2 separate regions of the Homo sapiens genome follow, and region 2 is linked to region 1. Evidence: read pairs that join two places in POLR2A ChIA-PET (ENCODE). Cell type or tissue: PC-9. All regions are shown on one strand. Links, peaks and the distances in the headings refer to the core of each region. The heading gives the core; the rest is flanking DNA. Region 1 overlaps TLE2 (TLE family member 2, transcriptional corepressor). Region 2 overlaps NFIC (nuclear factor I C).

Region 1 (11,290 bases), core at 121-4,120:
AGCGTCTGCCTCCTGCAAATCCCTGGCGGGTGTGCGTCTGGCGGGTGGTGTATCTGTGACTCGTAGGACCTCAGCCCTGGTCTTCCCAGCTCCAGGCCACCCTGGGCCTCGCTCAGCTGAGCACGCAGCCTGGTGGGGCTCTGAATCCCACCTCGGCCCATGCCATGCTAGCCTGAGTTCCCTCTGTGCACCTGCGGGCGTCACCTCCCCAACCCTTCGGCTTTGCCAACACCTGGTCCGCCTGGGAGTCCAGAGCTGGGTTGCAAATCTCTACCCCGCTCCAAGCTTCCTCTCATTGCTTCCTGCCAGGCGGAGATTGTGAAGCGTCTGAGCGGTATCTGCGCTCAGATTATCCCCTTCCTGACCCAGGAGGTGAGTGGGCCTGGGGGTGGGGGGAGGAGGGGAAGGGAGCCGGAAGAAGACGGGAGGGGGTAGGTCTGGGCGAGGACGCCCCAGGCACTGATTCTGCCGCGTAGCCTGCAGCACGGATAGAGACCATTTTCACTGCAGTAGTCCCGCAGCCCTGAGGCCAGGCATCCCGCTGGGGCAGGGGCTGCAGGGATGGAGGGAGGTGTTGGCTGAGGGTGAGGACTGGGGGCTGTTTTCCCCCTTGATGGGAAGCAAGGCATAGAGCTGACCCCCTCAAGCCCTGCAAGTTGGCTGCCTGGGTCTGAATCCTGGCTGTGTGGCCTCAGGCAGGACACTTGTCTCTGTTTTTTCAGTAGCGTAGGTGTGAAGTTGAGATGAGCTCATACACCCAGGGTGCTGGAGATGATGGGTACGCTTACTCAGCACCTGATGAAAGTTAACCCTACCGTCTTGCTAGAAGAAGTCACTGAGGGACAAACACTGGGTGATCCACTCCTAGGAGGTCCCAGGGTCGTCAGGTTCACTGAGACAGAAAGCAGAATGGGGGGTGCCAGGGGTTGGGGAGGGGACGGGGAGTGAGAGTTTTATGGGGACAGAAATTCAGTTTGGGAAGATGGGAAAATTCTGGAGATGGTGCTGGGGATGGCTGCACAACCGTGTGTGTGCTTTATGCTGCTGAGCTGTGCACTTACAAATGGTTAAAATGGACTGTAATTCGGCCAGGTGCGGTGGCTCCTGCCTGTAATCCCAGCATTTTGGGAGGCTGAGGCAGGTGGATCACCAGAGGTCAGGAGTTCGAGACCAGCCTGTCCAACATGGTGAAACCCTGTCTCTGCTAAAACTTAAAAAAAAAAATTAGCCGGGCATGGTGGTGTTTGCCTGTAATCCCAGCTACTCGGGAGGCTGAGGCAGGAGAATAGAATTGCTTGAACTCAGGAGGCGGGGGTTGCAGTGAGCAGAGATTGCGCCGCTGCACTCCAGCCTGGGTGAGAGAGTTAGACTCCATCTCAAAAAAAAAAAAAAAAAAAGTTAGCTCTTCTGAGAGTGCCCCAGGTTCCTTTCATCCTCAGTACCTTTGCACAGTCCCTGTTTCTTTTTTCTTTTTCTTTTCTTTTGTGTGTGTGTGTGTGTGTGATGGATTCTTGCTCTGTTACCCAGGCTGGAGTGCAGTGGCATGATCTTGGCTGACTGCAACCTCCACCTCCTGGGTGCAAGCGATTCTCATGCCTCAGCCTCCTGAGTAGCTGGGATTACAGGCGTGCACCACCACGCCCGGCTAATTTTTGTATTTTTAGTAGAGACGGGTCTCCCTATGTTGCCCGGGCTGGTCTCGAACCCCCGGACTCAAGCAATCCGCCCGTGTCAGGCTCCGAGTGTTGGGTTTACAGGTGTGAGCCACTGTACCCAGCCTGCACTGTCCCTGTTTCTGTGTGGTACGTTCTCTCTTCAGAGAGACGTGAAAGATAGTTCTACTTCAGAGTGGATACACTGGGAGGATCCTTGATGCCTTGAGGACCAAACCCAGAGGGGAGATGCTCAGTTTGTTCAGATTCCACTGAGTCTGAGATTTCTGGAAGCTTGGGGTGGGGAGAGGTCCTGTGTAGACACAGAACATAAAGAGCATCTGCAGCGGAAAGTGGGGACGAGGTGGTCTAGAGAAAGGCAAGAGCCGCAAGAAGTTTAGGTAGGCCGAGCCCAGTGGCTCACGCCTGTAATCCCAGCACTTTGGGAGGCCAAGGCGTGCGGGTCATGAGGTCAGGAGTTTGAGACCCACCTGGCCAGTATGGTGAAACCTCATTTCTACTAAAAATACAAAAATTAGCTGGGCTAGTCCCAGCTACTCGGGAGGCTGAGGCAGGAGAATTGCTTGAACCCGGGGGGTGGAGGTTGCAGTGAGCCGAGTTCGCACCATTGCACTCCAGCCTGGGCAACACAGCGAGATTCTGTCTCAAAAAAAAAAAAAAAAGATTAGGTAAAATGACTGTTGAAAGGAATGAGTAAGGCACACATTTCCAGGAATTAGCAAACTGCAGCTCGAGGGCCAGCTCCACCCCTCCACTTGTTTTTGCAAATAAAGTTTTATTGACATAGCCACGCCCACTCATGTACATATCATTTCCAGCAGCTTTCCCATTACAGTGACAGAGTTTGGTAGTTGCAACAGAGACCTCTGGCCTGCAGAGGGAAAATGTTTTCACTCTCTGGCCCTTTCTAGAAAGTCTTCCAACCCATCCTACACACACCCACACACAGGTGCACCCCCATGGGAGCTCTGTATCCGCATCCTGATACCTCCTTGGTGGAGACAGCCCAGATGTCTGTCTTCAGGAGCGTGTATACACAAGCAGCCTCAGAGTGCATACAGTGGAATATACTACTGTTCCGCTATCCTACACGGCAGTCACCAGCCCCGTGTGATCATTTACACTTAGGTTAACTATTAATAATATTTAAATCTATTATTTTTTTCCTTAAAAAAATTTTTTTTTTTTTTGAGACAGAGTCTTGCTCTGTCGCCCGGGCTGGAGTGCAATGGCACGATCTCAGCTCACTGCAATCTCTGCCTCCTGGGTTCAAGCGATTCTTCCACCTCAGCCTCCCGAGTAGTTGGGATTACAGGCACCCACCATCATGCCGGCTAGTTTTTGTATTTTTGTAGATGGGGTGGGGGGGTGGTTTCACCATGTTGGCCAGGCTGGTCTTGAACTACTGACCTCAGGTGATCCATCTGGCTCGGCCTCCCAAAATGCTGGGATTACACGCGTGAGCCACCGCACCTGGCCTAAAAAAATTTTTTTTTACAAAAATTAGCTGGGTGTGGTGGCAGGTGCCTGTAATCCCAGCTACTCGGGAGGCTGAGGCAGGAGAATTGCTTGAACCTGGGAGGCGGAGGTTAGCGTGAACCGAGATCACGCCACTGCATTCCAGCCTGTGCGACAGAGTGAGACTCCGGCTTAAATAAGTATATATGTATAATGTAACAGAGAGGGAGTCTCACCATGTTGCCCAGGCTGGTCTCAAACTCCTGGACTAGCGTAATCCTCCCACTCCAGCATCCTAAAGTACTGGGATTACAGGCATGAGCCACTGCGCCCGACCTGAAATCTATTAAGTTAATTTTATATTTAAATTTATATTTAGGCTGGGCGCAGTGGCTCACACCTGTAATACCAGCACTTTGGGAGGCTGAGGGGGGCAAATCACTTGAGATCAGGAGTTCAAGACCAGCCTGGTCAACATGGTGAAACCCCGTCTCTACTAAAAGTATGAAAATTAGTTGGGTGTGGTGGTGCGCACCTGTAATCTCACCTACTTGGGAGGCTGAGGCAGGAGAATTGTTTGAACCTGGGAGGCGGAGGTTGCAGTGAGCCAAGAGCATGCCATTGCACTCCAGCCTGGGCAACAGAGTGAGACTACGTCTCAAAAAAGTAAAAATAAAAATAAGCCTATTAAATTTATTTTATATTTAAACTTGTATTCACTTAAATTTAATAAAATTAATCATTCTATTCATCAGTTGCACCAGCCACATGTCAAATGCCTGGTGGCCACACACATGGCCAGTGGCTTCTGTGTGGAACAGCAAAAATACAACATTTTCTTTCTTTCTTTTTTTTTTGAGACTGAGTCTCGCTCTGTCACCCAGGCGGGAGTGCATGGCACGATCTTGGCTCACTGCAATCTCTAACTCCCGGGTTCAAGTGTTTCTCCTGCCCCAGCCTCCCGAGTAGCTGGGATTACAGGTGCATGCCACCATGCCTGACTAATTTTTGTATTTTTAGTAGAGATGGGGTTTCACCATCTTGGTCAGGTTGGTCTCGAACTCCTGATCTCGTGATCCACCTGCCTCAGCCTCCCAAAGTGCTGGGATTACAGGTGTGAGTCACCACGCTCAGCACCCCCCCCCCTTTTTTTTTTTTTTTTTTTTTTTTTTGAGACTGGGTCTCACTCTGTCTCCCAGGCTGGAGTGCAGTGGTGCAATCTTGGCTCACTGCAACCTGTGCCTCTTGGGTTCAAGTGATTCTCCTGTGTCAGCCTCACGAGTAGCTGGTATTATAGGCACCCGCCGCCACGTCTGGCTAATTTTTTTTGTATTTTTAGTAGAGATAGGGTTTCACCATGTTGGCCAGGCTGGTCTTGAACTCCTGACCTCAAGTGATCCACCTGCCTTGGCCTCCCAAAGTGCTGTGATTACAGGCATGAGCCGCCGCGCCCGGCTCAGATATAACATTTTCTCGCAGCAGAGTCCCACAGCTCTGAAAGCTGAATATGCTGCCGCCACCCACCACATCATGGAAGAAGCTTAAAATGTTATGCTGAGAGGCCAGATGCCAAAGAGAACTCAGAGAATGAGCCCACAACGTAGTTGAAAACGGACAAATCCACGCAGGTTTAGGAAGGCGATCGTAGGAGGCAGAATTATACAGAAAAACAAAGAAATTATTGTCATGAAGGTGGAGGAGGGAGGGTGTTCTGATGGCAGGGAGTGTAGGGGGCCCCTGGAGTCTGGTACTTTCTGTTCCTTAACCTAGGAGAAGGGTCCATGGTGCCGATTTATCACAGTGTTTTTTTTTTCTTGGGGGTAGTTTTACCACCAGGAGACGTCTGTGGTTGTCACAACTGGGGGTGCCCCTGGCATGGAGTGGGTGGAGGCCAGGGATGCTGCTCGGCTCCTTGTAGTGCCTGGAACAGCCCCGCCCCAGAGAACAATCCAGCCCCAGATGTCTTTGGTTCTTCGATGCTCCAAAGGAGAGACTGTGATTTGTAATATATATATATTTTTTCTTGAGACAGAGTCTCGCTCTGTCACCCAGGCTGGAATGCATTGGCACGATCTCGGCTCACTGCAACCTCCACCTCCCGGGTTCAAGCGATTCTCCTGCCTCAGCCTCCTGAGTAGCTGGGATTACAGGTGTTTCACCATGTTGGCCAGGCTGGTCTCGAACTCCTGGCCTCAGGTGATCTGCCCACCTCAGCCTTCCAAAGCGCTGGGATTCCAGGCGTGAGCCACCATGCCCGGCCTGATTTGTAACTATTCTACCTGCACTTAGGTTTGGTTTCTTTCTCCGTGTGCTTATTTCAAAATTCCAAAAGGAAAGGGAGAGAGTGAGAGGGAAAAAGATAAAAGAGAAATGGGAAGTACCGGGGCAAAGATGAGAGGGTGGCGGGGAGAGGTCAGGTCCCCAAGGGCACCGCTAGCATGAGCAGGGGCTCAATGTACCCTCTACCTGATCCCTTCCACCCGCCAGCATCAGCAGCAGGTGCTCCAGGCCGTAGAACGCGCCAAGCAGGTCACCGTGGGGGAGCTGAACAGCCTCATCGGGGTGAGTCTCTCTAGCCCCTGCCCCGCCATGGGGAGACGCCCACTCCCAGGTCCCTGGCACCCACCCAGGAGGTGTTAAAGCTGGGGTGGTGTGTGGGCCTTGGCTCCAGTGGTCCTGGGAACCCCAGGGGCACATGCTGTGCTTAGGTCCCATCCCCTGTGTCTACCTCTTGGGCTGGGGACCGCTGGGCTCCTGCCGCCCCCCGCCCCGGCCCATCCTGCCTCCTTTCTAGCAGCAGCAGCTCCAGCCGCTGTCCCACCACGCACCCCCTGTGCCCCTCACCCCCCGCCCAGCCGGGCTGGTGGGCGGCAGTGCTACGGGGCTGCTTGCTCTGTCTGGAGCCCTGGCTGCCCAGGCTCAGCTGGCGGCGGCTGTCAAGGAGGACCGTGCGGGCGTGGAGGCCGAGGGGTCCAGAGGTGAGTGGGCAGCACGGGGTGGCATTGGCTGGGGAGACGGGGCTGGGGAGGACGACTGGCAGTCCAGGGTAGCAAACATCAGCGTGAGGGGATGAAGTGGCTCATGCCTATAATCCCAACAATTTGGGAGGCCGAGGCGGGAGGATCGCTTGAGCCCAGGAGTTCATGACCAGCCTGGGCAACAGAGCGAGACCCCGTCTCTACAAAAATTTAAAAATTTGCTGGGTGGGATGGTGCACACCTGTATTCCCAGGTACTTAGGAGGCCGAGGCAGGAGGATCACTTGAGGCCGGGAGTTAGAGGCCAGCCCAAGCAACATAGCAAGACGCCATCTCTATGAAAAATTTAAAAATTAGTCAAGCACAGGCTGGGCATGGTGGCTTATGCCTGTAATCCCAGCACTTTGGGAGGCCGAGGTGGCTGGATCACCTGAGGCCAGGAGTTCGAGAGCAGCCTGGCCAACATGGGAAAACCCCATCTCTACTAAAAATACAAAAAAAATTAGGCAGGAGTGGTGGCGGGTGCCTGTAATCTCAGCTACTCGGGAGGCTGAGGCAGGAGAATCGCTTGAACCTGGGAGGCGGAGGTTGCAGTGAGCCAAGATTGTGCCACTGTACTCCAGCCTGAGTGAGAGAGTGAGACTCTGTCTCAAAAAAATTAAAATAAATAAATAAATAAATAAAAATAGATAGCCAGGCACGGTGGTTCACGCCTGTAATCCCAGCACTCTGGGAGACCGAGGCGGGCAGATCACCTGAGGTCAGGAGTTTGAGACCAGCCTGGTCAACGTGGTGAAACCTTGTCTCTACTAAAAATACAAAAATTAGCTGGGCATGGTGGTGGGTGCCTGTAATCTGAGCTACTCGGGAGGCTGAGGCAAGAGAATTGCTTGAACCTGGGAGGCAGAGGTTGCAGTGAGCCAAGTCCAGCCTGGGCGACAGAGTGAGACTCTGTCTCATTCATAAATAAATAAATAAATAAATAAATGCCAAGCATGGTGGCATGCCCCTGGAGTCCCAGCTACTCGGGAGGCTGAGATGGGACAATCACTTGAGCCCGGGAACTCGAGGCTGCAGTGAACTGTGACTGGGCCACTGCACTCCAGCCTGGGCAACAGAGCAAGACCCCAACTCGTAAAGTGTGAGGGGATCAATGAGAGCGGCTGCAAGGCCCTGGGGTTCAACATCACCCCCAATGGGCTGTGTGTCTTGAGGCAAGTCACTATCCCTCTCTGGGCATTGATCTGAATGCAGGGGAGGGATAATCCACCACTTGCAAGGGTGTTGGAAGGGTAGAGAGACTCTGAGTGGGGTGGTGGGGGCGGGGGGCTTTATAAACTGGAGGGCTGTACCCTCTGGCGCCGTGGATACAAACGCCTCATTCTTTCTCCTTCTTTCTCTTTATCCCATTCCCAATCTGTCAGTGGAGAGAGCCCCGAGCAGGGTAAGTGAGTGGCACCCTGGGACTCTTTTTATATTCTTGGGAGGCCAACGCTGGTTCTGAGCTGATGGGGGCCTCAGAATGAGACCTAGGTCGATCATGGTGGCTCACGCCTTTGATCCCAGCACTTTGGTAGGCAGAGGTAGGAGAATCATTTGAGGCCAGGAGTTTGAGACCAGCTGAGCAACATGGCAAAACCCCGTCTCTACAGAAAAATACAAAAAGTTGGCTGGGTGTGGTGGTCCATGCCTGTTGTGTCAGCTACTCGGGAGCCTGAGGTGGGAGGATCACTTGAGCCCAGAAGGCCAAGGCTGAAGGGAGCTGTGATCGTGCCACTGCACTCCAACCTGGGTGACAGAGTAAGACCCTGTCTCAAAAAAAAAAAAAAAAGAAAGAAAGAAAAAAAAAAACCAGGCCAGGTGCGTGCCTGTAATCCCAGCACTTTGGGAGGCCAAGGTGGGCAGATCACTTGAGGCCAGGAGTTCAAAAGCAGCCTGGCCAACATGGCAAAACCCTGTCTCTACTAAAAATTCAAAAATTAGCCAAACGTGGCGGCGGGTGCCTGTAATCCCAGCTACTCGGGAGGTCAAGGCAGGAGAATCACTTGGACCTGGGAGACAGAGGTTGCAGTGAGCCGAGATTGCACCACCGCACTCCAGCCTGTGCGACAGTATGAGACTCTGTCTCAAAAAACAAACAACAGCAACCACAACAATAAAAAAACAAGATCCATAGCCCGGTTTCCTGAAGCCTTTCTGTGTGGGAGATACCCAGAAGGCTGTAGTGTTTAAAACCCCAGTACTTTGGGAGGCCAAGGTGGGTGGATCACTTGAGGTCAGGAGTTCGAGACCAGCTTGGCCAACATGGCGAAACCATATCTCTACTAAAAATACAAAATTAGCTGGGTGTGGTGGTGGGCGCCTGTAATCCCAGCTACTCTGGAGGCTGAGGCAGAAGAATGGCGTGAACCCGGGAGGCGGAGGTTGCAGTGAGCCGAGATTGCGCCACTGCACTCCAGCTTGGGCGACAGAGCGAGACTCCATCTCAAAAGAAAAAAAAATTTCAACCTCCAGCTTTTTTCGGGTAATTAAATAAATGAATGCATGACCTTGGACCCTTCTTCCCATCCTCACTTCCGTTCGCCTAGCCATCAGCCGTTCAGCAATATCTGTGGGTGCTCCCCAACAGAAATGTCATGTGAGCTGTGTCAGTAAGTTTTTCAAAAAATGGTTTAATTTTTTTTTTTTTTTTTTGAGACTGAGTCTTGCCCTGTCGCCCAGGCTGGAGCGCAGTGGTGCAATCTCGGCTCACTGTAAGCTCCGCCTCCTGGGTTCAAGTGATTCTCCTGCCTCAGTCTCCCAAGTAGCTGGGACTACAAGTGCCCGCCACCATGCCCGGCTAATTTTTTTTTTTTTTTTTTTTTGTATTTTTAGTAGAGACGGGGTTTCACCGTGTTAGCCAGGATGGTCTCAATCTCCTGACCTTGTGATCCGCCCGCCTCGGCCTCCCAAAGTGCTGGGATTATAGGCGTGAGCCACTGCGCCCGGCCAAAATGGTTTAATTTTGAAATAATTATAGATGTCAGAGAGGTTGCAGAAGAAGTAAGGCGCTGGTTGCGGTGGCTCATGCCTGTAATCCCAGCACTTTGGGAGGCCGAGGCAGGTGGATCACCTGAGGTCAGGAGTTCGAGATAGGCCTGGCCAACATGGCGAAACCCTGTCTCTATTAAAAATACAAAAATTAGCTGGGCGTGGTGGTGGCGCCTGTAATCCCAGCTACTGGGGAGGCTGAGGCAGGAGGATCGCTTGAACCCGGGAGGCGGGGGTCTCAGTGGGCCGAGATGGCTCCACTGCACTCCAGCCTGGGCAGCAGAGCAAGACTCCGTCAAAAACAAAACAAAACAGAAGAGAGAACAAAACCTTAGCACTGAGTCAGCCGTTGGAAGCTCCCATTTCCCAGATGGGAAGCTTGAGGTCCGGACCCTAATAATGGTGGGGGACCCTCAGTCTCGGCTGGATCACAATGCAATCTAGGAGCCCAGGGCCCTGACCCTTTCTCCCCCCGGCCTTTGTCTCTCCGCAGAGTGCATCTCCCTCGCCCCCTGAGAGTCTCGTGGAGGAGGAGCGACCGAGTGGCCCTGGTGGTGGCGGGAAGCAGAGAGCAGATGAGAAGGAGCCATCAGGACCTTATGTGAGTGGGGGCAGGTGCAGGACTGGGATGGGCGTGCATGGCCCAGACCAGCCTGGCCCCTCAGAGCCTTCCAGAGCCCAGCTCTGGCCATAATTCTCTCACTCCGGAGCCTCCCATAGCTCCCTACTACTCAGAGTACTGACCAATCAGAGGAGATCCTGTAATGCAAGGCTTAACTCCAGTTGCTTGAAGTCTCTGCGGCCTCTTGGCCGTACAGCCATTTTCCCACCCTCTAGCTTTTGCTCCAGCTGTTTTCTTTCCCTAGAACACACATGTTTTAGAAACCCATTTTTCTATCAAGAAACAAAGTGCCACCTCCTACAAGAAGCCTTCCCTGACCACCTCCTAGAGGCTGGGACCTCCTCTCATTGCCAGACGGCTGCACACTTGTAGTTTCCAACTCTAGCATCCCAGGGGCCAGGCCGAATGTGGGGAATGGGGCTGTGGCCAGCTGGGGAGCCCCTTCTCCCACCTACAGGGGCAGCTGCAACTTGATCCCCGGAGACTGGCAGGCTCAGGGTGGGCCAATATTGCTGTTTCTCAGAGAAGCCTTAAATCTTCCTTTTTACCTAATAGCTTTTTTTTTTTTTTTTTGGCAATGAATTTTATTTATTTATTTATTTATTTATTAAGGTGGAGTCTTATTTTCTTTGGCAATGAATTTTATTTATTTATTTATTAAGGCGGAGTCTTTATGAAGGCGGTAAGGATGATTGCTGGTCTCTGGCTCTCCCCTCACCATGCAGAGGGGTAAACTGAGGCCTGAGAGGGCCGGGAGTCACACAGGGCACTCATGTAGTCCACATCCTTCAAAGTCCTCTCCACAAGGTGCCCACCTGCCCTGCCTCCCCACATCCTTCCCGGATGCGGGCACGTGCAGCCTTCCCTTCTGCTATGAGCAAACGGGTGCAGTGGTCTGAGAATCCCAGTCATGCCCCAGGGCTGGCTGGGCTCATGCCTCCAACTCCTGAGGAGCGGATAGGGGGTGTGGAGGCAGGGGCATGACCACAATGAGCTCTCTCCCCCATCTTCCCCCAGGAAAGCGACGAAGACAAGAGTGATTACAATCTGGTGGTGGACGAGGTGAGTCCAGGGGTCCAGCCTCTTCCCCGACTCTGGGCACAGAGCAAGGGGTGGGTTTTCTGGACTGGGAGGACCCAGAGGTAGTGGGGATCCTGGTTCCCCGCTCTGTGGGACAGCTGGGATGGGGTCAGGAAGCGTCAGGGACTCCGGGACACCTCTGGCCGACCTCCTCTCCACTGCACAGGGAGTGACTTCAAGCCCAGGTTCACTGAGTGATTTGTGGGCAGTGACACCCCCTTCCCTGGCCTCACTTTTCCCCATCTGTTCAATGGGAAAATAAAACCAAGCCTTTATATAGTCCTCGCTATGGGTGCTTATGGAGTAGAGCCTATCATTAAACCCATTTTACAGGCCGGGCGTGGTGGCTCACACCTGTGATCCCAGCACTTTGGGAGGCTGAGGCGAATGGATCACTTGAGGTCAGGAGTTTGAGACCAGCCTGACCAACATGGTGAAACCTTGTCTCTA
Region 2 (11,290 bases), core at 4,045-8,044, 420 kb before region 1:
AACGTCAGCCACCCAGCTGGAAGAATGTTAGCTACTGCAGGAGCCGCTGCTGCTGCTATTTGGGGTGAGTGGGGAGATGACACGGTGCCCCTTGACACTTTCACCCTGTCTTCAAAATGAAGTGGGAACACAGAGCCCCAAAGAGGGCCATTTTGGGTATTTCCAGGAGGCTGGGGTGGAGTCCCAGCTCTGGAGCCGAAATGCCTGGCCTTCTGGGGCTGTGTCTTTTTTTTTTTTTTTTTTTTGAGATAGAGTCTCCCTCTGTCGCCCTGGCTGGAGTGCAATGGCGTGATCTCGGCTCGCTGCAACCTCCGCCTCCCAGGTTCAAGCGATTCTACTGCCTCAGCCTCCCGAGTAGCTGGGATTACAGGCGCCCACCACCACGCCCGGGTCATTTTTGTATTTTTAGTAGAGATGGGGTTTCACCATGTTGGCCAGGCTGGTCTCAAACTCCTGGCCTCAGGTGATCCACCCACCTCGGCCTCCCAAAGTGCTGGGATTATAGGCGTGAGCCACTGCACCCAGCCGAGTTATTTGTCACCCAGGCTAGAGTGCAGAGGCACGATCATGGCTCACTGCAGCCTCAACCTCCTGGGCTTAAGTGATCCTCCCACCTCAGCCTCCCAGGTAGGTGGGACCACAGGCATGCACCATCATGTCCAGGCAATTTTTTTTTTAGAGATGGGGTCTTGCTATGTTGCCCAGGCTGGTCTCAAACTCCTGGGCTCAAGGGATCCTCTTGCCTTGGTCTCTCAAAGTGCTGGGATTACAGGCGTGAGCCACAGTGCCTGGCCCCAGAGAAGCTTTTTCAAGTGAGGGCTAAGGATCACATCTTGCCTGAGAAATGCAGTGTCCTGGGCCCTACCCTATCCCTGGAAATGGAATCTCAGGGAGGCGTGCCCTGGGGAGCCGAATTTTTAGAAAGGATTTTTACATTTCTTTTAAGGTAAAACATATCTACTGAGACCATCCAAACAGGGTGATGAGTTTAGCTTCCCTTCGACCTGGCCCTTGGAGTTCCTTACCTCCAGGGTCTCTCAGACAGGCACTGTGGACACTGGGGCTGGATCATTCTCTGGGGTGGGGCCCTCCTGGGCACTGCAGGGTGCTGAGCAGAGTCCCTGGCCACCACCCACTTCATGCCAGGAGCACCCCCGGTTGTAACAACCACAGATGTCCCCAGACATCACCAAAAGTACCCTGGGCAAGAATCACGTGTGGGTGAGACCCTCTGGGTTAGGGGATCCCATGGACCCTCCACGAGACTATGTCCCATGATCCTCTGCCCTGCTGTGGTCCCAGGAGGCTGCACACACTGAAATCCACACGGAGTGAGGAGGGAGAGAGGAGGTGAATCCCAGGAGCTGGGGTCCCCCTGGTTTCTACCGTCTGCCCTGTCAGGAGCTTCTTCTGGTGTCTGGTGTGAGCAGTGACGTAACTCAATATTTTCCAAATAATTCACGCAGGATTTCTCAGTCTCAGCACTGCTGATGTGGGGGCCAGATCGGTCTCTGTAGGGAGCTGTCCTGGGCACTGCAGGGCGCTGAGCAGCACCCCTGGCCTCCACCCACTCCGTGCCAAGAGCGCCCCTCAGTGGGGACAACCACGGATGTCCCCAGATGTGACCTGCTGTCCCCGGGTGATGCCCTGATGAGAAACGGTGAGGATGTCACCGTGTCTTGGGTCTCCTGCTGGTGGTTCCATAGGCACCTGCAGGCATCTGTGTGGTACAGGCCCTCCCCAGTCCTGTCCCCACCTCCTCCATCCTCCCAGCATCGCTGCATCCTTCCCTGAACGGGGTTACCACTCAGGGAACTTCCGTCCTCTCTGATGGCTGCAGCCCAGGGGGAGCCCAGATCCAGGACCCAGCTGTGGGGGGACATGCAGCTCTTCATCTGCTTTTGTGGTTATGGAACCAGCTGTCCCCATGGCCCTGCACACACCATGCTGTGAGGAGTGAAGGTGTCACTGGGACACACCCCAGAAGCAGGTCAGCAGTTCCCAGGGACCCGGGAACACCCGGCTCTGGAGGAGGCGGGCACCCAGGACACCCACATGGGGGGCAGGAAGGATGACACCTCCACTCATGCCCAGCCTGTGAACACTCAAGGGGGAACACTCCTGAGGCCTCGGACATCGAGGCTGAGCCACCCAGAGAGGCCCCACTGCCCAGTGGGATGCCATGAAGTCTGTGACCAAGCTGGGCCCCAGCAGCCAGGCCCGGGCTTTTCCAGGGCAGGAGGATGTGGCAGGAATGAGGGTGGCCTGGAGCCGGGGAGGCCAGGCTGGTCTTGTCGGCACGTGTGTGTGCATGTGTATGCCTGTGCACGTGTGTGTGTGCATGTGAATACATGCATGTGTGTGCGTGCATGTATGTGTGTATGCCTGCACGCATGTGCACAGCTGCATGCATGTGTGCATGTCTGTGCATGTGTGTGTACGCATGTGAGCATATGTGGACGTGTGCACGCCTGCATATGTATGCCTGTACATGCACGTTCATATCTGTGTATGTGTATGCCTGTGCACGTGTCTATGTGTGTGAATGCGCACATGCGTGTGCACGTGAATATATGCATGTATGTGTATGCCTGCACATGCATGTTCATGTCTATGTATGTGTGCTTGCACGCACACGTACAGGTCTGCAAGCATGCATGCATACATGTGTGCACGCCTGTGCACGTGCGTGCATATATGTATGAGCATGCATGCGTGTGTGCAAGCGTGTGTGTGTGTGTGCAGGGGCTGGCAGCTCCCTGCAAGCGCAGGGCCACGGCGGGAACGAGGTTAGGGTTGTCAGACGCTCATTTAGGAGGATTTCCTAGAACCGCTTGTCCTGGATGGAAATAGTCTGGCTCAGACTCCACCCCCGGCCGCCACATCCCTGCAGGCACCGCTAGAGCTTCCTGAGATGGGGCCAGCGGCAGCCAGGGCAGGGCAGGAAGGAGGGGGGAGCGCAGCTCAGGCACCGCGAGAAAGAATAAGCCGGCACGCTCCCGGCAGGCTCTACGGACACTGACTCTGCACCCCGCCTCCAAGCATCCTCTGTCTGTTCAGCAGGCATGCCTGGGACCCCTGTGGGACCTCCCTGTTCAGCCAGCGGGCATGTGCGTCCCCCGCCCATCTCAGTGGCCATCTTTCCTCTCAGGGAACACATCCATACGCCCCTCCCGGCATCCTGAATGCCCCATCTGAGAATATTGACTGTGAGGAGGACGCAGGCCCGAGGGCTCCCCCATCAGAGCTTCTTCCTGTCTGTTTAACACACACGCCCATCTGACCTCCTCTCTGTATTTGACAAAAGGCCCTCATCACCCCGACGGAGCAGCCATTTGTCACACACGCCCATCTGACCTCCTCTATTTGACAAAAGGCCCTCATCACCCCGTCGGAGCAGCCATTTGTCACACACGCCCATCTGACCTCCTCTTTGTATTTGACAAAAGGCCCTCATCACCCCGTCGGAGCAGCCATTTGTTTGCTCAACAAACAAGCCCATCTCCCACTGAAATGCCGGCTCCCCCAGGGGGCCAAGGCCCACTCTGGCTGGGTCTCTAGGGTCCGGGGTCAGGAGGGGCCCTACACAGAGTGTGTGGAGTGGACAGAGGCCCCGATGCAGGGCATGAATCTGATGAGGACAGCAGTGACCACGGGGCGTTGACAGTGCACCAAGGTCTCCTCTGGGCCCTGTGGACATTTGGGACCGGATCATTCTCTAGGGTGGGGCCATCCTGAGCACTGCAGGGTGCTAAGCGGTGTCCCTGGACCCAATCCATGCCAGGACCACCCTGCAGTCGTGACAACCACACAGGTCCCCAGATGTCACCCAGTGTCCTCTGGGGTCAGGATCACCCATAGGTAAAATCCTCTGTCTTAGAGGATTCCATGGACCCCCAAGAGACTCTGCGTCCCATGATCCTCTGCGTCCCATGATCCTCTGCCCTGCAGAGGTCCCAGGAGGCTGCACACATTGAAATCCACACCTTGAGTGGGGAGGGAGAGAGGAGGTGAGTCCCAGGAGCTGGGGGTCCCCCTGGTTTACACACCGTCTGCCACACTAGGAGTTTATTCCGTTGTGAGCAGGGGGCAGACTTTTTTCTTTTTCTTTTTTTTTTTTTGAGATAGGGTCTCACGCTGTTGCCCAGACTGGAGTGCACTGGTGCAATCATAGCTTACTGCAGCCTTGACCTCCTGGGCTCAAGCGATCCTCCCAACCTCAGCCTCTCGAGTAGCTGGGACTACAGGCACACGCCACCACATGCAGCTAATTTGGTATTTTTTTGTAGAGACAGGGTTTCCCTATGTTATCAAACTACTAGGCTCAAGCGATCCTCCAGCCTTGGCCTCCCAAAGTGCTGGGATTACAGGTGTGAGCCACCACACTCAGCCTCAATTTTTTTCTACATAATTAATACAGGTTTCTCAGCCTCAGCACTGTAGACATTGGGGCTGGCTCGTTCCCTGGGGAGGGGCTGTCCTGGGCACTGCAGGGTGCTAAGCAGCATCCCTGGCCTCGACCCACTCCATGTCAAGAGCTCTCCCAGTTGTGACAACCACAGATGTCCCTAGACACCGGCCAGTGTCCCTGGGGGTGGGGCAGCATCGCCCTGGGTGAGGACCTTCTGTGAAGGCACTAGCCTCCTCTCTTAATGTGGTCCTCACAGCTGCCCCGTGCAGAGCTTACAGGAGCTGCGCCCATTTCACAGATGTGGAGGCTGAGGCCTGATGGGGGACGTCACTCGCCTAAGGCCATAGAGCCAAGGGGGGGTGGAGGTGGAGTTGGAACCCAACTCTGTCCCTCCCCAGGCCACGTTGCACTAGCCTCCACCCTGGGGTTAAAAAAAGGGATGGGCGGGCTGGGCTCGGTGGCTCACACCTGTCATCCTAGCACTGTGGGAGGCCGAGGCGGGCGGATCACTTGAGGTCAGGAGTTTGAGACCAGCCTGGCCAACATGGTGAAACTCCATCTCTACTAAAAATACACAAATTAGCTGGTCATGGTGGCAGGCGCCTGTAGTCCCAGTCCCAGCTATTTGCGAGGCTGAAGCAGAAGAATTGCTTGAATCTGGAAGGCAGAGGCTGCAGTGAGCCGAGATCATGCCACTGCACTCCAGCCTGGGCAACAGAGTGAGATTCTGACTCAAAAAAAAAAAAAAAAAAGGGATGGGAAGCCTGGGGTGACAGAGGAGAGGAATGGATGGGGGCTGCCTGCCCCGCCCTGTGTAATAACCGCCTGTGGACGGGACCTTTGTCGCCTTCAAGGGGGAGCTACACAAGCAGCAAAAACAAAGCACAGTGGGGGCTGCTCCAAGGCACCTTCCCTCCACCCCACGCAGCCGCGTAAGCAGGGAGGCCTCGGGTGGAGGCGGCCAGGAGAAAGGGCCTGGCCCAGGCCCCAAGCGGGCAAAGCCTAGAGGCTGGAATGTGGGGCCTGGAGGTGTGGGGTGGGGGTCTTGCCTGGCATCGGGCTGGCATGATCCCCCCAGGCCTCTGTGAGCCTCAGGGTTGGGGACTGGCTGAGCACTGCCCGGGAGAAAAGGCCCCGAGTCCGCCAGAGGAAGGGAGAGCTGCTCTAATCAGCTTAACCCCCTTAATGAGTGGCTAATTGGGGGCTGTCTAGACAGGAAGCTGGAAAGGGCAGGGAAGGGTGGGGGGAGGATGCCGAGGAGGAGGAGGAGCATCCCAGGGTGGTGGCCAGGGGCCAAGGGCACCTTCGGGAGAGACCCTGCCTGCCTGGGTTCCTGTTTTGTGTCCTCCCTCTGCGGAGGCACCCGGCTTGGGACAGCCTTGCAGGCTGCAACAATAAGCCTGGCCCTCCCCGTGCCCCCAGCCCCTCCGGCCCTTCCTGTGCCCCCGGCCCCTCTGGCCCTTCCCTTGGGCCCCTCTGGCCCTTGCCTCGGTCCACCAATGAGGTTACAGCTGGGCCCCACTGGGAACCTCAGGAACCCTGCTCCAGCCCAGGGGCCAGGCCTGTTCTGAGGCGTCCCCCTTGGGACTTCAGAGGCTGCGAAATGTTTACCGATGCAGGCCACAGCGATGGGGAGAGGCCCAGGAAGCACTGGGCATAAGCTCGGGGCTCTGCCCCTTCTTTGCTGTGGGACCTTTGGGCCTCAGTTTCCCCACTTGTCAACTGATGGCCAGGGGCAGCCCTGATCTCACAGAGTGTTGCCGGGAGGGGAAATAACCCGGCTTAGGACATCACAGATGCCCCATAAAACAAAGAGAGCGAGGTACCCTGAGTGGGGCCGCTGGGAACGGCCACGTGGTTCCGTGTCCCTGTGCACCCGCTTGCCGCTGGGGTGACCTGGAGCAGGTGATGTCACCTCTTTGAGCCTCAGGGTTTCCCTCTGCAAAATGAGGTGCCTGCCAGGCACCTCCGCAGGGCTGTCTGGGACTAAAATGTTGGGAAGGGACATAGAGAAAAAGCGGCCAGCCGGGTGTGGTGGCTCACACCTGCCATCCCAACACTGTGGGAAGCAGAGGCAGGAGGATGAGCCCAGGAGTTTAAGACCAGCCTGGGCAACACAGGGAACTCTGTCTCTACAAAAAGTACAAAAAATAGCCAGGTGTGTTGGCAAGTGCCCATAGTCCCAGCTACTTGGGAGGCTGAGGAAGGAGGATGGCATGAGCCCAGTGGGCGCTGATCGCACCACTGCACTCCATCCTGGGCGACAGAGCAAGTCACTATTTGGGAAAAACAAAACAAAACAAAACAAAAAAGGCCAGGCGCAGTGGCTCACGCCTGTAATCCCAGCACTTTGGGAGGCCGAGGCGGGCGGATCACCTGAGGTCAGGAGTTCGAGAGCAGCCTGGCCAACAGGGTGAAACCCCATCATTACTAAAAACACAAAATTAGCCGGGTGTGGTGGAACTCCTGAGGTCAGGAGTTCCAGACCAGACTGGCCAACATGGTGAAAACCCGCCTCCGCTAAAAATACAAAAATTAGCCAGCCGTGGTGGCGGGCACCTGTAATCCTAGCTATTCGGGAGGCTGAGGCACGAGAATCGCTTGAACCTGGGAGGCAGAGCTTGCAGTGAGTCAAGATCGCGCATTGCACCCCAGCCTGGGCGAGCGACAGAGAGAGATTCCGTCTCAAAAAAAAAAAAAAGAGTGGCCCAGACCAGGGGTCACGCACCTTCTCCCCACTCCGTTTAGGTGCTTTGCATATGCCTCTGGCTATATTATAGGGGAGATTCTGCCCGCAAGAGACATTTGGCCAGGTCTGGGGACATTTACGGTTGTCACCACTGGGGGGTGCTCCTGACACGGAGTGGGTGGAGGCCATGAACTCTGCACAGCACCCAACAGTGCCCAAGACAGCCCCGCCCCAGAGGATGGTCTGGCCCCAAACATCCACAGTGCAACTCCTCAAACCACGATTCTCCCTGCTGGGAATGCCCTCCCATCATCTTCCCTGCGGATAAATCCACTTAAATCATCCCGGTTGTAGCTTAGCCGCGAATTAATAATAAACCCGGCTCTCACGCCCCAGGTGCGTGCTTTACGTAAAGTCCAGCCCTGGGCCACGGGTGTTAAAATTCTTCCAGTGTTTGGCCGGGCGCGGTGGCTCACGCCTGTAATCCCAGCACTTTGGGAGGCCGAGGCGGGCAGATCACGAAGTCAGGAGATCGAGACCATCCTGGCTAACACGGTGAAACCCCGTCTCTACTAAAAATACAAAAAATTAGCCGGGCATGGTGGTGGGTGCCTGTAGTCCCAGCTATTCGGGAGGCTGAGGCAGGAGAATGGCATGAACCCGGGAGGCGGAGCTTGCAGTGAGCCGAGATCACACCACTGCACTCCAGCCTGGGCGACAGAGCAAGACTCTGACAAAAAAAAAAAAAAAAAAATTCTTCCAGTGTTTTCTCTTCACTGGGATATCAAGGCAGAGTTTTTTGAGATGGAGTTTCGCTCTTGTTGCCCAGGCTGGAGTGTAATGGCACAATCTCGGCTCACTGCACCCTCCGCCTCCCAGGTTCAAGTGATTCTCCTGCCTCAGCCTCCCGAGTAGCTGGGATTACAGGTGCCCACCACCACACCCGGCTAATTTTGTGTTTTTAGTAATGATGGGGTTTCACCCTGTTGGCCAGGCTGGTCTCGAACTCCTGACCTCAGGTGATCCGCCTGCCTCGGCCTCCCAAAGTGCTGGGATTACAGGTGAGCCTTTTTTTTTTTTTTTTTTTTTTTTTTTTTTTTTTTTTTTTTTGAGACAGGGTCTTTCTCTGTTGCCCCGGATGGAGTGCAGTGGTATGATCATAGCTCAGGGCAGCTTTGACCTCCCGTCTTAAGCAATCCTCTCACCTCAGCCTCCCAAGGAGCTGGGACTACAGGTGTACACCACTATGTGATGCTATTTTTTTTTTTTTTTTAAGTAGAGATGGGGTCTTGCCATATTGCTAGGATTACAGTTGTAAGCCACTGCACCCGGCCAGCAACCTGATCGTATAGCAGAGGAAATTGAGGGGCAGAGAGGTTAAGGAACCTGCCAAATGTCACACAGCTGGAGAAGCAGAGAAGCCAGTTGCCCGAGCTCCTCACTGCTCTGTCAGCCTGATTCTCCTCCTCGGGGAGGTCCTCCCTTTTCTTCCAAGTTCTATCAGGGTCCTCTTGTTCCCCCTGACTGTCTTCTGTGCCTCCTCCTCTGGGCTGTAGTCACCTGGATAAAAACCCATCTCCCTCACTAGGCTGTTAGCCCCTGGAAGGTAGGGACAAGAGTGGGTTGGATCATCTCTGTGTCCCCAGGGCCTCAGGTAGGGCCAGCACACAGGAGGGCTTTACACTGAGGATGAAACCCTCAGGAGGAGGCCGGGTGCGGTGGCTCACGCCTGTAATCCCAGCACTTTGGGAGGCCGAGATGGGCGGATCACGAGGTCAGGAGATCGAGACCATCCTGGCTAACACGGTGAAACCCCGTCTCTACTGAAAATAGAAAAAATTAGCCGGGCGTGGTAGTGGGTGCCTGTAGTCCCAGCTACTCGGGAGGCTGAGGCAGGAGAATGGCGTGAACCCGGGAAGCGGAGCTTGCAGTGAGCTGAGATGGCGCCACTGCACTCCAGCCTGGGCGACAGAGCGAGACTCTGTCTCAAAAAGAAAAAAAAAAAAAAAAAAAAGAAACCCTCAGGAGGGAGTGAGTTTGCCATCCCCTGAGGTAATCAAGTGGAAGCTGCAGGAGCACAGACCTCCTCTGACATTCCCTGCTAGCTCTGCGATTCCCAATCACAGAGCAGAAGCTGGTGGGGGCTTCCTCTTTGTCCTCCCCCCATTGCTACCACCTCCTTCCCCAGTGGAAGGGGTTGCCAGTGAGCAGCCGGGCAGAAAAGTCAGACTGAGCTCCAGAGCTTAAAATGTTTTCTTTTTGAGTTTTCTCTGTTGAAAGCTAGATTCTTTATTTTCCACCTTTCTCCTCTCCTAATAAATAGACTTAAAGCTACAATTTTTCCTCTCAGGGTTGCTTTGGCTCATCGCAAAGGTGGTCTTTCACTTTAATTAGCGTGCAGTTTACATTCTGACAGCCTCATCAATTACAGAGTTAATGAGAAGTCACGGCTGGGTGCGGTGGCTCACACCTGTAATGCCAGCACTTTGGGAGGCTGAGATGGGCGGATCACTTGAGGTTGGCGGATCACTTGAGGTCAGGAGTTCAAGACCAGCCTGGCCAACATAGTAAAAACCGTCTCTACTAAAAATACAAAAATTAGCTGGTTGTGGTGGTGCCCGCCTGTAGTCCCAGCTACTCGGGAGGCTGAGGCAGGAGAATCACTTGAACCCAGGAGGTGGAGCCGAGATTGCACCACTGCACTCCAGCCTGGGTGATAAGAGCGAAACTCCGTCTCAAAAAAAAAACAAAAAACAAAAAACAAAAAAAACGAAACAGAAGTGACTTTTTTTTTCTTTTTTTTTTTTTGAGACATAGTCTCGTTCTGTTGCCCAGGCTGGCGTGCACTGGCGTGATCTCTCAAAACAAGCAAGACTCCATCTCAAAACAAAAACAACAAACAAACAAAAAAAGAACCTCATAAATACTGAGACAGGTCCCCTGAGGGATGGAGACCCTTTAGGAATGTTCCTGCTCTGGGAGCCCACACTGTGGAAGGGAGGGGCCTTGGCACCTGAAATGTCACAACTAGATGCGTCCGAGTGCCGGAAAGAGACAGGAATTTTTTTTTTTTTTTGAGACGGAGTCTCGCTCTGTCACCCAGGCTGGAGTGCAGTGGCGCCATCTCAGCTCACTGCAAGCTCCGCCTCCCGGGTTCATGCCATTCTCCTGCCTCAGCCTCCTGAGTAGCTGGGACTACAGGCACCCGCCGCCACGCCCGGCTATTTTTTTTGTATTTTTAGTAGAGACGGGGTTTCACTGTGTTAGCCGGGATGGTCTCGATCTCCTGACCTCGTGATCCGCCTGCCTCGGCCTCCCAAAGTGCTGGGATTACAGGCGTGAGCCACCGAGCCTGGTCAGAGACAGGAATGTTATAAAGACGTGGATGACAGTGACCTCCCGTTTCCCGGGTATGTCGCATGGGCCAGACGGTTGCTTCACGCACATCCTACCCTTCCTCCTCCTGTAGCTCCCAAAGAACATTATTCACATCACCCCCATTGTGGAGATGAAGAAACTGAGGCTTAGAGAAGTTAAGTGATGTGCCCCAGGTTACACAGCACACAGAGCTAGACACGGGCAGGGCTGGGATCTGAACCCAGGTCTCTCCAATGCCTGAATCTGACCTCTTAATCCTAATGTTATACTGCTTCTAAAAATCCTACAGGTGGCCGGGAGCAGTGGCTCACACCTGTCATCCCAGCACTTTGGGAGGCCGAGGTGGGTGGATCACCTGAGGTCAGGAGTTTGAGACCAGACTGGCCAACATGGTGAAACACTGTCTCTACTAAAAATATAAAGATTAGCCGGGTGTGGTGGTGGGTGCCTGTAATCCCAGCTACTTGGGAGGCTGAGGCAGGAGAATTGCTTGAACTCAGGAGGAAGGGTTGCAGTGAGCCAAGATCTCGCCACTGCACTCCAGCCTGGGTGACAGAGCAAGACTCCATCTCAAAAAACAAAAATTAAAAAAAAATAAGAGGGGCCCGGCATGGTGGCTCACACCTGGAATCCCAGCACTTTGGGAGGACGAGGCAGGAGGAAAGATCACACTTGAACTCAGGAGTTCAAGACCAGCTTAGGCAACATAGTGAGACCCCATCTCTACCAAAAAAAAAAAAAAAAAAAAAAAAAAAATTAACGGCGCATGGCAGTATGCACCTGCAGTCCGATACTTGGGAGGCTGAGGCAGG

Evidence for each region. Peaks named below come from ENCODE experiments on the same cell type or tissue, not always from the same donor. Only the 100,000 strongest peaks of a DNase experiment are listed, where the experiment ranks them.
Region 2: POLR2A ChIA-PET joins it to region 1 with 5 read pairs; 2 of 35 experiments call an interaction of 5 or more read pairs at or near these places.

What each region holds. Positions count from the first base shown.
Region 1 is chr19:3,014,102-3,025,391 of GRCh38, reverse strand. It overlaps TLE2 (TLE family member 2, transcriptional corepressor), which reads left to right. Exons shown (of 20, transcript NM_003260.5): 5 at 310-372; 6 at 5,619-5,693; 7 at 5,929-6,109; 8 at 7,533-7,552; 9 at 9,632-9,739; 10 at 10,778-10,822. Among named protein-coding and RNA genes, the nearest start is that of TLE2, 9.5 kb to the left of the region's middle. In PC-9, for the core only: no CTCF peak of the experiment used is centred there; a DNase peak (open chromatin) is centred at 2,461.
Region 2 is chr19:3,436,254-3,447,543 of GRCh38, reverse strand. The region is part of intron 6 of NFIC (nuclear factor I C); the gene reads right to left. Among named protein-coding and RNA genes, the nearest start is that of SMIM24, 39 kb to the left of the region's middle. RefSeq lists an enhancer at 1,694-2,235. In PC-9, for the core only: a CTCF peak has its summit at 7,242 (motif pointing right); no DNase peak of the experiment used is centred there.